Linked DNA regions of Homo sapiens: region 2 is linked to region 1. Evidence: read pairs that join two places in POLR2A ChIA-PET (ENCODE). Cell type or tissue: MCF 10A. All regions are shown on one strand. Links, peaks and the distances in the headings refer to the core of each region. The heading gives the core; the rest is flanking DNA. Region 1 overlaps SLC35F6 (solute carrier family 35 member F6). Region 2 overlaps KCNK3 (potassium two pore domain channel subfamily K member 3).

Region 1 (4,383 bases), core at 74-4,073:
CCCCTCGAGCCCTCTCTGGCCCCTGGGTTCCTGTCTGTCAAATAAGGAGTTCAGCTGATGGCTGAGTTTCTTCTGTTTCAGCATTTTGGCTCTGTGAACTGCAGGGACAATAGCCTGAGGTCCCTCCAGCCACCTCTGCCTCAGCCAGCAGGACAGGTTCCAGACGTTTTTCCAGTAGCTTTCAGGCTGAAGGGGAGCTGGGGCCACGCTGAACCCAAGGGGGAGATGGCTTCTGCTCAGTGAAGGGAAAGGAGAAGGGGCAGAAAATGAGTTTTGCTGAATACCTGCCATGTGCCAGGTCATGTATATATCCTTATATCATGTATTGCTTCTGACAGTTTGTCAGTGTTGGTATGATTACCCTGTAACTTGTCCAGCCTGTGGGACTCAAAACTCTGGGTTTTCTCTGTATTCTGCCTTTTCTGAGTATAAATTCAAGCAAGGTTTAACCCTGGATCTGCCTTAAGCCTCAGAGTCCCCATCTAAAATGAGGATCCTTGTTGTAAGGCTTAACGGGACAGTCCCCATGAAGTGTCCTATGAATTGTGCATTTAAGGAAACATGGGCTGGGTGCAGTGGCTCACACCTGTAATCCCAGCACTTCGGGAGGCTGAGGCAGGTCAATCTCTTGAGGCCAGGAGTTCGAGACTAGCCTGGGCAGCATAAACAAGGCTGCATCTTTGCAAAAAATACAAAAATTAGCCGGGCATGGTGGCCCATGCCTGTAGTCCCAGCTACTCAGGAGGCTGAGGTGAGAGGATCATATGAGCCTTGGGAGGCTGAGGCTGTAGTGAGCCGTGATTGTGCCACTGCACTCCAGCCTCAGTGACAGAGTAATACCCTGTCTGAAAAACAAAACAAAAAAACAAACGTTGTTGGCCGGACGCAGAGGCTTATACCTGTAATCCGATCACTTTGGGAGATTGATACGGGTGGATCACTTGAGGTCAGGAGTTCGAGACCATCCTGGCCAACATGGTGAAACTCCGTCTCTACAAAAAATATAAAAATTAGCTGGGCATGGTGGTGGGTGCCCGTAATCCCAGCTACTTGGGAGGTTAAGGCAGGAGAATCACTTGAACCTGGAAAGCAGAGGTTGCAGTGAGCCAAGATCGCGCTGCTACACTCCAGCCTGGGTGACAGAGGGAGGCTCCGTTTCAAAAAAAAAAACAAGAACAAAAACAAAAGACAACAAACAACAAACGTTGTGAAGAACTGACAGCAAAGTGCTGCCCACCTTAGGGGTCACTGCTGTCATCCCCAGGCAAACTGGGGCTGGATTTTTGTTCTAGCCTGTGAGGCTGGGGTCTTTTCTGATTCTGCGCCAGGAGTCGAAACCTGTCTCCAATCCAGGATGAGAAGCCTGGCTTTCTGCCCCAAGGTACCTGCAGGCCTGAGCATCTCAGGCTGGGCAAGGCAGCCCATGCTGCTGACACCCAATCCCTTGGGCTGTCAGCCTGCCCCAGGCCCTCAGATACAAAGAGATACCATTTCCCCAGCCGGGAGCGCTGCCAGCCAGGCCTGTCTAGGCAGACCTACCCGTGGAGAAAGCGAAGACAACCCCTGTGGGAGGTGGGGAGCTCAGCACCAGCCCTACAGTCAGCTCCCCAAGAAGCGCCCCAGCCTTGGGGAAGGACAGGCCCCGAGGGGTTTCCCCTATGGACCAACTTGTTCTACCAGCAGGGGGCCCTCAGACTCAGGTGGGAAGTAGGACTCATGGAAATGTGGCCTCAGCTTCCATACCTGCCCCCTACAGACAAAAATAATAATAAAATAAATAATAATCCTTGCCTGAAGCTTCTGATCAACCTTCATGGCCTGGCAATAGCTCCCTTGTCCCTCCTAGAGGAAACTTGGCTCCTGGCCTGGGGATTCCCATCTCTCTGACTTCACTTGCTCTGGGCAGTTGGCTCTGTGCCCTTGGTAAGGCTTGACCTCTTCTCTCTTCCTTGCTTTGCCTCTGTTTCACTCAGTTGCCTCATGCAGGCCTTCTCAGGGGGCTCTTTCTGCAAAAGCAAGACTGGGTTCGAGAGCAGCCCTGCTGGGTCTGTGGCCCTTACCCATGTTCCATGTCCTGTCCTGGCCAGGGATCCAAGAGCCAACAGCATATCAGGCAGAAATTAGGCACCATGGGTGCAGTGGCTCATGCCTATAATCTCAGCAACTCAGGAGGCTGAGGCGGGAGGATTGCTTGAGCCCAGGAGTTCAAGACCAGCCATGGCAACATAGTGAGACCCTCTCTCTAAAAAAAAAAAGAGAAAGAAGTGAGACTCCAGCCCATGAGGTCAGGTGTTTCCTGACCTGGGGTGGAGGCTTCCCCAGCTCCCAGACTCCCTGTTCCATAGCAGGCGCTTTCTTTGCCCCACTGGTACTGGTTACAGCCTGGTCCCCAAGCCATGCCAGGCTCCAGGTTTCTCTCTGCCTTCTAAACAGTTCTGTCCGAACTTCTCCCTTCAACTCTCCTTTGCCCCTGCCATTCCCAAGAACCACAAGGAATCTTAACTACCCCTCTTTCTCCACATCTCCAGGAGCTGGTGGGGTCTCTCACTATGGAATAGGTTTGCCATAGCCCTGTTTTCTTCCGCAAACTCAGAGGCATATAGAGAAGCCAAAGCTGGACAGGGACTTTGTCAAACCTAGACCCTAACTGCGGCACAACCAGTGGCACATGCTCTGGGTGCTGCGGGGGAGGTACAGGAACCAGAGGACTCCCCCGCCCTTTGGGAGCTGAGGCTCGCTACAGAGATGAGCCAATGGCAGTGCAGGGCTGTGCACTGCAATCTGACTGCCCTGGAAAGACATTTCAAGGAAAGGCATTTAATAAAAAGAAGTCCCGAGTCTTGCACTTTAAAGACATCCACTGCCTATGCAGGATATGCTGCAGTGGGAGCAGGTCGGTGGCCCACAGGAAACGGCTCTGGGACTGTGTTGACTTCAGTCAGCACATGATGTTACTGATGCATTTGGAGCTGTGTCAACGAACCCAGGGTGTCAACATGAGGGAGGGCCACGCCTTGCTAGCCTCAGTCTGGGCCAGATCACATGCTCTTGGCTCTGGGCCTGGGTACACCAGAGTACTTCCAGAAGTCAGTGGCCAGGGGTGAAAGGTTAGGAGAGGCTGGAGCTGTTTAGCCAGGAGATGAGAAGATTCAGAAGAAGGTCAACAAGTCCCCAGGTACCTAAAGGGCTTTCAAATGAAAGATTAGACAAGATTCCACAGACCTAACCAAGCCCAGCAAAGACGAAATTCAAGACAGAGAATTTTCATGCACAGATGGCAGACAGTTCAGAGTGATTGGTGGTTAAGCTGCCCAAAGCACTATGCCACAAAGGATTCTGGGCTTGTGTCTAGGCTCATCGGGGAAGTATGTCATAATCAGTCATCACCATCTGCCGGGTGCTGACTGGGAGGTCATGCCATGAGTGTGATGTCTTTGCCACCTGCTTGAAAGTCAGCATTAGAAAGATCTTCCAAACCATTCAGGCTTTTTGAAGGTGAGCAGGTGGTCTGTATTAAGTCATTTCCCAGGACCCAAATACTCCTGTAGACCAGAGGTTCTTGATATTTTTCATGCCATGGGACTCTTTGACAGTCTGGCACAGCCTATGGACCTCTTCTTACAGTAATGTTTTAAAACGTGTAAATAAGACCAAGGATTGGGCCAGGCACGGTGGCTCACGCCTGTAATTCCAGCACGTTGGGAGGCTGAGGAGGGTGGTTCACAAGGTCAGGAGATTGAGACCATCCTGGCTAACACGGTGAAACACCGTCTCTACTAAAAATACAAAAAAAAATTAGCCAGGCGTGGTGTCGGGCGCCTGTAGTCCCAGCTGCTCAGGAGGCTGAGGCAGGAGAATGGCGTGAACCCGGGAGACGGAGCTTGCAGTGAGCCGAGATCTTGCCACTGCACTCCAGCCTGGGCGACAGAGCGAGACTCCATTAAGAAAAAAAAAAAAAAAAGACCAAGGATTACAAAAGAAGTCAATTAAATTGAAATACAGTTATCAAACACTTAAAAAAGCAAATTCGTGATATAGAATATATATAGATATGCTTTTTTTTTTTTTTTCTGAGACAGGATCTTGCTCCATCACCTAGGCTGGAGTGCAGTGGTGCAATATCGGCTCACTGCAGCCTCTGTCCCCCAGGTTCAAGTGAGTCTCATGCCTCAGCCTCCTGAGTAGCTGGGATTACAGGCTTGTACCACCACGCCCGGCTAATTTTTGTATTTTTAGTAGAGACGGGGTTTCACCATGTTGGCCAGGCGGTCTCGAACTCCAGACGTCAAGTGATCCACCCACCTCAGCCTCCCAAAGTGTCGGGATTACAGGCGTGAGCCACTGCGCCCAGCTATATAGAAATGCTTTCTACTACATTGTTAT
Region 2 (4,383 bases), core at 79-4,078, 75 kb before region 1:
CTTCTCTTGGAAGAGGGAGGAAAGGGCCCTGGGAGTGGATGTGGCCCAGCTGGGGCACCTCTGGGTCCTACTGGTCCTGTGAGTTTAGGATAGGATGATCAGACTTAGGTCTGCCCAAAGAGGAGCCCGCTTCCTGAAAAACACCAGCCCAGATTTGGTCTGCAGTCTCTTCCACTCTCACACCCCACTACTATTTGCCAGGGTTTCAGTAGCTGTTTAGCTGTCTGGAGAATCAAAAGAATCAGACTGAACATCTTTGGACCCTCTCTCTCCCTCTTTTCCACACGTCAAGCCTTCACGCGTGTCCCCTTTCCTTCTCAGGCCCATGGTCCCCAGCTTCATAGTAACCTCCCAACTGACCTCCCTGCCTACCCCACAACAAGGCATGCTCCCCTGGACAATGCTGCCAGAAAGAAAAACTCAGCTGTCACCAAACCAATTCCCTTCTTGGAATCCCTCAATGACTCTCCACTGTCCATGGAATCTGGTCTATGCTCCTTATCTCAAATTTTGAGGATCTCCATACCTGGCTCCAACCTCTATGTCTGACTTCACATCTCACTTCTTACTTATGTGATCCCTCTCGATAGCTGCCAACCTGTCCTCTGAGAATACCTTAAGTATGCCTGTCTGGCATGCCTTTTTCTCTGCCCTTTTTCTTTTCTTTTTTCTTTTTTTGAGAGAAAGAGTCTCACTCTGTCTCACCCAGGCTGGAATGCAGTGGTGTAATCATAGTTCAGCACAACCTCAAACCCCTGGCCTCAAGCGATCCTCTCACCTGGGCCTCCCAAAGTGCTGGGATTACAGGTGTGAGCCACTGCGCCTGGCTCTACCTTCTATTTATCTTGTCCATGCTAACCTTCCAGGTCCAGCTCAAATCCCCCCTCCTCCTCAAAGCCTCCCAGGCCACTGCTCTGGACAACTGCAGGTCTCACTGTGAGGATGATCTGGGTGACACGCTGTTGGCTGTTTTGAATGGTTATTTGCATTATAGGGGAAGTGTTTTGTCTCTTTGACCACACTGTACTCAACCTCCATGTGGGCAGGTCCTGCAGTTCCTGTCTCTGTGCTCCAAGTGCCAGCATAGTACCCAGAGGCTGTGAGCACACACAGAATGCTATTGATGGGTTTAAGGTGTGCAGAAATGAAAGGGTAGCATCCTTCCCTCTTCCTCTGCCGTTTCCCAAAGTGCTTGCAGTCCTCACCAAGAGAGACGCTAAAAGCCATGGGGGGAGAGGCAGACAGAGTGCGGTTCTGGTGATTATTTATTTATAAAGTGCTGGGCAAGAGGAAAGACAACATCAGACCACCCCCCTGGTTCTGTGGGGGCCCCTCCCTCCCTGCCCCACCTGACCATCCTGGCTTTGTGTTGCCTTCCACTGTGGCTATGCCACCTTGCTGGAAGCTGTCCACAGGGGCTCTGCTCTAAGAAAAACCTATTTGGGCTGTGATCAGATGGTAGAAAGGGGCCTTAGTTAGGCTGATAATGGCCCCAAACCCAAGGGCAGCAGCCTGTGTTCACCTGACCCCTTTGAAAACATGAATGAGTCTCATTCTGAGATACCGGGTGTCCCATTGGGATGGAATAATGACAGCACTTCCCATCATTTGCTACCTTAGTGATCACAATGCACTTGCATCTCTTGTCATGATTCTCAGTCTTCATGACTTGGTGAAGTTGCTGGGCAGGTATTGTTAGCTCTGCTGCATGGATGAAGGCGTGAAGGCTCAGGGAAGGGAAGCGGCTCCCCCAGTCACCCAGCTGGTAAGCAGCAGAGTCAGAGTGGGAAGCTGGGTCTTCTGACTCCAAGCCCAGTGCTCTTTCCCTGCTGGTCTTTTGGCTGCTTCCTTTGACTCCATATGCTATGAAGCTCAGACCCAGCCAGGCCTGACACAGCCAAGCCGTGCTTAGTGATGCCAGCTCACAGGGTGCTCATGGGCAGCCCTGATTGGTTGGAGGTCAGCAGGTTCTTTCTTAGTCATTCACCTGGTTAGTCACCGTCTCCACTGGCTGGAAGGATTCCTCCAGCTCCCTATCCCTGGTCTCCCAGCCAGGAAACCCTTCCTTTGCTGGTGCCCTAAGTTCACCCAACAGTAATAGAAAGTCATTTCTTAGGAAGTCTTAACCACTTTAGCTGTTGAGTCATTAAACTCCTCCAGGGCCCAAGCCTCATCTATTCATAGCTCAGAGGCTGTCAGAGCAGGAAGGGGCTTCGGAGATCAGCTGGTACCACCCCCTGCTCTGACAGATAAGGAGTCAGAGAGGTGACAGAAATCACACAGTCAGAGGGTAGCAAAAACCTAACCCCCAGTCCCCTACTCCTTCTACTTGTTCAGGATACTTATTTATTATTTTTATTAACAACAGCAGCAGCAACAACAATAACAATGGCAACCACCATTTATTATTTACTTTGTGGCAGGCTCTATACTAGACGCTTCATTTGTACCCCCTTATTTAATTCTCTCACCAACCTCTCTAGATAGGCATTATTACCCCCATTTTTCAGCTGAGGAACCTGAGGCTCTGAGGGTAGATGACTCCCCCATGGCCTCAGGCCTCGGAAGCATGGCACTTGCCCAGATTCAATTGGACCTCTCTGACTCTCCTGCCCTGAATTTTTCACGAATTCTTTCTCCATTTCAAGAGCCCATTCCATGCTGGGTGCAGTGGCTGACACCGGTAATCCCAGCACTTTGGGAGGCGGAGGCAGAAGTAGACAGATCGCTTGAGGCCAGGAGGTCCAGACCAGCCCGGACAACATGGCAAAACCCAGTCTCTACTAAAAATACAAAAATTAGCCAGGCATGGTGGTTCATGCCTGTAGTCCCAGCTACTCAGGAGGCTGAGGCATGAGAATCACTTGAACGCAGAAGGCAGAGGCTGCAGTGAGCCGAGATCGCACCATTGCACTCCAGCCTAGGGCACCTAGAAGCCAAGGCTTGCCTTTTCCCCAGCAAAGCCCTCCCCAGAAGCAGGGGGCTTCCTGCTCGAGCACACTCCAGTCAGGCCTGCTGCTTGCCACACCCTGGCCCCTGACCAAACCAGACGACTTGTCACAGCTGTGCCCAGCACCCGCCATGGGCACCTGCCATGGGCTCGCAGGTGCCCATTCTCCCACTGCAGGTCCTGGGAATCTTTTTGGCTCTAAGGCAACAACAAAGAGACCAGGTGATTGATTCGCTGATGGGGCTGGGGCAGAAAACCTTCTGTTCCGCTCTTTCCCCAGCTTCCAGCCTGTGCTCAGCTGAGCACCACCTCCCGTCACCCACCACATGGCCTGAGAACCCTTAGACTGTGAACTCAAGCAGGTGATTCATGAGGAAACCTATACTTTTTACATCTTTTCAAGAAGGAGAGTACAGATGTGACCTGCCACCCCCAAAATCCCAGAGGTCCTAAAATAAGAGAAGGAGACATTAGCAATCTTCCAAACACCCAGAGAGGTGAGCGGCTTGTCCACACTCACACAGGGAGTTGAGAGTATGACCCTGACTAGAAGCCAGGCCTTCCAGTGCCTGCACTGGTGTTCTCTGCATCCTCCAGCCTGTCCCCCACATCCCACCATCTCTCTTAGCACTCAGGCCTCTGGCAGCTCATCACTCCATTGTTCGAGGCCTCTTTCGACTTTCCAAGGTGAAGGAAGGGTAGCCCAGCCTAGGAAAGTCCCGGCACCCACCTCAGTTGGCATTTCCTTCCTGCCCACAGGCTAGCCCGTGGGCGTGCTTCGACCCCACAATTTCTGCAGGGCAGCGGAGGAACATAGGCACTGACTTGGAAGCTGGAGTGCCTGGGTTCATCTCAATCCACCCTATCCCCATTCCCCTACTGCCACTAGCTGTATGTCCTTGGACACATTATCTAATCTCTCTGAGCTTGTTTTGTCATTTACAAAGTGGGGATAATAATATCTGCCTGCCAGGATTAAATGGGATCATAAAAAGAAAGTGCCTGGTACAGAGAAGGCACTTAATAATTTGCCATTATTATTGTTATTAATACTATTGTTTGTGCATTATTACTTGCCTTACCAAGGAACTGCTCTGTCTCCCAAGGGTTACCATGACCACGGCTACTTCTGCTGCTTCCTAACAGGTGGGAACAGTGAGGTTGAGGGCCAGGAGATTGCCACACCCTTTCCCCTTATCTTCCCAATCCCACTCCCCACCCCCCATCTCCCCGCTCCTCAGCCATGCCTGGTGTTTCCCTAACTGTCCAGGCTCCTGCTCCTCCTCAGAGCAGAAAGCTAGCAAGGGGCTGGGCGTGGTGGCTCATACCTGTAATCCCAGCACTTTGGGAGGCTGAGGTGGGCAGACCTTGCAGAAAGCTAGCCAGGGGCTGGGTGTGGTGGCTCACACCTGTAATCACAGCACTTTGGGAAG

The links. Peaks named below come from ENCODE experiments on the same cell type or tissue, not always from the same donor. Only the 100,000 strongest peaks of a DNase experiment are listed, where the experiment ranks them.
Region 2: POLR2A ChIA-PET joins it to region 1 with 5 read pairs; 2 of 35 experiments call an interaction of 5 or more read pairs at or near these places.

Annotation. Positions count from the first base shown.
Region 1 is chr2:26,769,559-26,773,941 of GRCh38, forward strand. All of the region lies in intron 1 of SLC35F6 (solute carrier family 35 member F6), which reads left to right. Among named protein-coding and RNA genes, the nearest start is that of SLC35F6, 7.5 kb to the left of the region's middle. In MCF 10A, for the core only: a CTCF peak has its summit at 1,658 (motif pointing right); DNase peaks (open chromatin) are centred at 1,563, 1,883 and 3,003.
Region 2 is chr2:26,694,558-26,698,940 of GRCh38, forward strand. The region is part of intron 1 of KCNK3 (potassium two pore domain channel subfamily K member 3); the gene reads left to right. Among named protein-coding and RNA genes, the nearest start is that of KCNK3, 4.0 kb to the left of the region's middle. RefSeq lists an enhancer at 2,500-3,001. In MCF 10A, for the core only: no CTCF peak of the experiment used is centred there; a DNase peak (open chromatin) is centred at 1,974.